Regions from separate parts of the Homo sapiens genome. Here region 2 is linked to region 1. The links are chromatin loops, found by intact Hi-C in ENCODE. Cell type or tissue: OCI-LY7. All regions are shown on one strand.

The links. Peaks named below come from ENCODE experiments on the same cell type or tissue, not always from the same donor. Only the 100,000 strongest peaks of a DNase experiment are listed, where the experiment ranks them.
Region 2: a loop joins it to region 1, with 4 times the contacts of the local background. A loop is called at or near these places in 1 of 110 quality-filtered maps.

The regions. Positions count from the first base shown.
Region 1 is chr7:70,566,122-70,568,621 of GRCh38, forward strand. All of the region lies in intron 5 of AUTS2 (activator of transcription and developmental regulator AUTS2), which reads left to right. LOC124901669 (a long non-coding RNA gene) reads left to right here. Exons shown (of 2, transcript XR_007060376.1): 1 at 1-2,500. Among named protein-coding and RNA genes, the nearest start is that of GALNT17, 560 kb to the right of the region's middle. In OCI-LY7, no CTCF peak of the experiment used is centred here; no DNase peak of the experiment used is centred here.
Region 2 is chr7:70,228,266-70,230,765 of GRCh38, forward strand. The region is part of intron 4 of AUTS2 (activator of transcription and developmental regulator AUTS2); the gene reads left to right. Among named protein-coding and RNA genes, the nearest start is that of AUTS2, 630 kb to the left of the region's middle. In OCI-LY7, no CTCF peak of the experiment used is centred here; a DNase peak (open chromatin) is centred at 1,156.

The sequences.
Region 1 (2,500 bases):
CCAAGAAACCTCCAAATAATAGCACTTTCACTCTAATTCAGCCTCTGCCAAATTTGCCTTTGGCCAATTGTCACCAGTGCCAAATTACCAACAGACTTCCTTTTCTGGTCTTAGTCATGTTGACCTCTTCCTTCTGTCTCCTAGTCAAGCAGAATTTAAAACATTTACATTGTATTTCAATTTCTATGAAGATGGGAGAGGAAAGGTGTATTTCTTGTCTTTTGTCCCTGGCCAGCTTCTACTGGGAACTTATTTCCTTGAAATTCCTGTCCTGTAAAAGCATGCAGATGAAAGTATCTTTAATGTATAATTACATTTTTATATGTGTATAATCTTAGATTACATGGGAATTGAGTATCTGGAATGGATCGGCCTTAGGAAAATGTTTCTTTTTAAAAACTATTAAATATTGGAACATTATACAAAAAAATAGCATTGAAATATTTAATCTGTGGTTCAGGTCTGTTGTTCATTTAAAGGTTTAACTGTTTCCCACTGTTTAAATATCTCTATCTGATCTTTCATGCTAAGTTAGCATGTCCAAAATATTGAAAAACAGATGAATGATCAAGGAACTTAAGGAATACTCCTCCAGTGAAGCCAGAAGGATATTCTTGAGGAGAAAAAAAGAATGCATGAAACTTATTTAACAAGAAAGATTTGAGTCAGGTAATCTACATAATATATCCACTGGCATTAAGGCTGTCATCTTGGTATTGCATTTCTGGTACGAATTTCGCAATAGCTGTCTTTCACTGTCGGTTCTAATAAAGAGTGTTGGTCAGCTTAAATTCCCTGGGAGCTCAGAGTTATGTTTTGTGAACTGCATGTGCCTGAGGCCTCTCATGCATGATTTAAACTGCTTTGTAAATGTCAATAGGTGGAAAAGCATTGGATCCCTTGTAGATTTCTCCAAATCCTCAAAGATGTGTATGCCATGTATAAACCATGCTGCACTCTCAAGGCCATTGCCGTTTTTTATACTTGCCTAACTGGGGGTTTAAGGTATTGCTAGAAGCAAAATATCAGTGTGTTCATGTCTCGATCCAACTGGCCAATGAAACCCTTTATTAGGAAAACCTTTGCACCAGAGAAATGTCTCCAGTGACCTGAAATGGGCACACCTCATGAATGTTGAATGTTCTTCAAACTCTATTTCTTCATTCTTGACTTTTTTCAAAACATACATTTGACTTGATTGAATTTACTGATTTCAGAGTACTGCATCCATTCCATGGACAGCAGTATGGGGTCATCAAAAAAAATTTCCATTGAGAGTGCCCAGACCTGGGTCCTATCCTGGTTCTGCCACTCTCTGGCTCTTTGTCCTTGGGCAAGCCACTTAACCTTTTGGGGGCCCTGCTTTTCTGATCCATTAAATAAAGGAGGTTGAATTAAATGATCTCTAGTTATCCCTCACAGCTCCAGCATCAGTGATTCCAAGAGATAGTGACAGAAAACCAGTGTGTCACTTTTAAAGCCAGGGAACACATGTGACTTTTTAATTGGGCTCATTCCACTCTCTGGGCAGTACACAGTGCCGGCAGAAGCCCCAAAATGGCCAGCAGCAATGGCGTAGGGAGGCCTGAGTGTTAGCTTGAGGGTTCATCAACTCATTTTCGTTCAAAGCACTTCCTGGTGATTGTTTTCCATGGACCTGGGAACTGCACTAAGGGCGCTCCTCCCACAGTGTGCCCTGACCCCCCAGGTGTGTTCTTTAGGTAAAGCTGTTTTTTAATGTCTGAAGAGGCCAAAGCAAATGCCAGTGAGGGTATAGCTCTCTAGGATCTCCAGAATAGAGGCACCATATGAGCAACAACACTAGACTGGGTTTCTCAGAGTCTGTTTCTCACACACTTTAGTACCTCTCAGCTTAACATGGTACCTGGAGATAGAGGTGCTTAGGAAATGTATGCTTAGCAAATGTTGCAGAAAGAGTTTATTCGGAGTCATAGAGCCATCGGAGCAGATGGTCTTTTTTGTTTTCTTCTTCATGTTTTGACTCCTACATAGTTCAGAATAAGTCACTTTGGTCTTTTCTTTGCACATGTTCACTTTCTAATATAGTGTCTTCTTGGGGAGACTGTTTTATGGGGAATATGTGAGTTCATGTGTTAGCTGTGGAGCCAGCCTGCCTGAATTTGAATCCTGACTTTTCCTCTAACTGTGTGACCTTGAGCAGTTTCCTTAACCATTCTGTATCTCAGGTTTTAATCTGTAAAATAAGGATAACGGGAGTACCTAGCTCTTCAGATTGTGAGGATTGAATGGGATATACACATAAAGCTCTCAATGCCTGGTGTGTTAAAGTGTTCGCAGTTGTTACTTTTTTAAATGTTTTTACTACTTTTGAAATTTAGTGTTCAAGGTGAACTTTTTACAGAAGAGCCAGGGCAATTGGATGCACTTTGGGGGAAAAAAAAATCACTTGCCTCATCCCCATCTTCTCCATCGCAGTGAGGACTGTTCTCAAGTGGGCACACAGGACACCTGTCTCCTT
Region 2 (2,500 bases), 340 kb before region 1:
TTATTGTTCACATACTGTTTTTCAATCTTTTTTAAACTTATTTTTGCATTTGTATGTAAAATGTATCGCTTTTAGAAAGCATATCATTGGGTCTCTTTTGAAAAAAATCCAGTCTAACAATCTCTTTTTTTTGAATTTTAAATTTATTTATAGTTAATATTATTATTGATTTGATTGGATTTATGTCTCCATTTTGATTTTCATCTTTTTTTGTTCAGTTGATTTTCCTTTACTGCTTCTTTTGTAACTAAATAGGTGTGTTTTAGTGTATCATTTTTATTACTTAGTTCATTTTTGCTCTATGAAAATATTTTTTTCTGAATGGGTTAGGGTTTATACATGCATTCTACCTTAACACAGTCTATTTTAGTTTAATACTGACTTTGTATTAAACTTTGTCAGTTTAATAATGACTTTGTATTAAAGTCTGTGCAGTAGTATGCACAAACTTTGCTTCACTATAGATCCATGTCACCATCTTTTATAGCTATTATTATCACATACATCTATATATCTTATATACCCAACAATGCAGTATTGTAATTATTGCTTTGTATAACCTATGCTTAAAGAAGTTAAGACAAAGACAAGAAAATAGAAAAATGTATGTATGATTTCTTTCAACATATAAAAACCTATATGCTTACTGTTTCCATTACTCTTCATTTTTTAAATGTGGAATTGATTTATGGCTTGGTAGCATTTCTTTGGCACACATAACTATATTCTTTCTCTCTTTCTTTGTGCTACTATTATTATATATATTAATCTTTCTATATTATATGTCCTACAACACAATTTTACAAGTACTGATTTATGTAGCTCTTTTTTAAATCGTTAGAGACAAGAAAAGACAAAAATTATATAGCCTCCTATAGTTACCTACATAGTTACCTTTAACAATGTTTATTTTTCTTCATGTGGATTTGAATTAAGGTCTGTTGTCATTTTGTTTAATCCTAATGAACTTTATGTTTTGTAAAGCAGGTGTGCTAACAGTGAATTCTTTCAGTCTTTAATAGGGGATTTCTTAATTTTGCCTTCATTTTGAGGAATATTTTTGCTAGATACAGAAATTTTGGTTGACATCTATTTGTTTCTTTGAGCACTTGAAGACATCCTCCCACTGTCTTCTGCCTTCCATTATTTCTGATTGGAAGTTGGCTGTTCATCTTATTTTGGGTGCCTTGTACATAGTGAGTCATTTTTACCCTTGATACTTTCTAGATCTCCTCTTTTTCTTTGCCTTTCAACAGTTATATATGAAATGTGTAGATGTGGATCTCTTTGTGTTTATCCTACTTAGAATTATTTGATAATTTTGGAAGTTTAGATTAATGTTTTTCATTAAATTGGGGGAGGTTTTTACCATTATTTCTTCAAATACTTTTTCAGAACCTTTTTCTCCTCTTCTTGGAATCTCCATTATGTGTGTGTTTGTTATATTTGAGGTGTGCTACAGGTCTGTTATGTTCTGTTTATTTTCTTCATTTTTTCCCCCTGTTCTTCAGATTTACAACCTGGATCAATCTGTGTTGAAATGCACTGATTCTTTCTTCTGCCGTTCAAATCTCCTGGTGAGGTTCTCTAGTGAATTTTTTATTTGTTACTGTACTTTCAGATTTCAGAATGTCCAATTGGTTCTATTTAAGAATTTCTACCCTTTTATTGCTATTCTCTATTTGATGAATTATGACATCATGCTTCCCATTAAATCTCCAAACTTTTTCGGAAGGGGATCTTTGAATGTGTTTATAACAGCTGATTTGAAGTCTTTTTCTGTTGAGTCCATCATGTAGGCTCCCTCAGAGATAGTATCTATTGACTTTTTTTTCCTTTTGGAATGGTAAAATTTTAATTTTTTGCATGCCTAATATTTTTGCTGAAAACTGAACATTTTAGATAATATATTGTAGCAACTGTATAATCTGATTTCCCCATCTCTTCCCTCACACATACCTAGAGTTAATGGTTGTTTCTTTTTTGTTTTTTGTTTTTGCTTGTTTTGGGTTTATTACTTTAGTTTCTTACTGGAATGGTTCTGTGCAGCATGTTTCCCTCATAATGTGTGGCTGCTGTTGTCTCTACTCCATTGAGTTTGCCACCACCCTTACCACTTATATAAGCCTAGCTTTCTAGGGACCACCCCTGAAATCAAAATAGTTGAGTGCTCAGTTAAAGATTGGCTAGAGATTGTATCTAAACACTTAGAACCCCTAAATCACTGCCTTCTGCTTTTATGATGGATCCATAAATGATTTGGGGAATGAATCAGCAGTCAGCCTATTTACCAGTCTGGCCCAAATCTTAATTTTTGTGTTGTAAGGCCTCATGCTCAGCAGAAATAAGTAGCTTACTAAGGCTTTCTGCAGGCTCTCTGAGCAAGTGTGCAGCTTTGTGCATATGCACAGCTTTCCAGGCCATCAGAGATAAGTAGGATCGCATCAATGCCCTCTTTCAGTTCCTGGATCTGCCTATTAATTTTCTGACTGGCCTACTG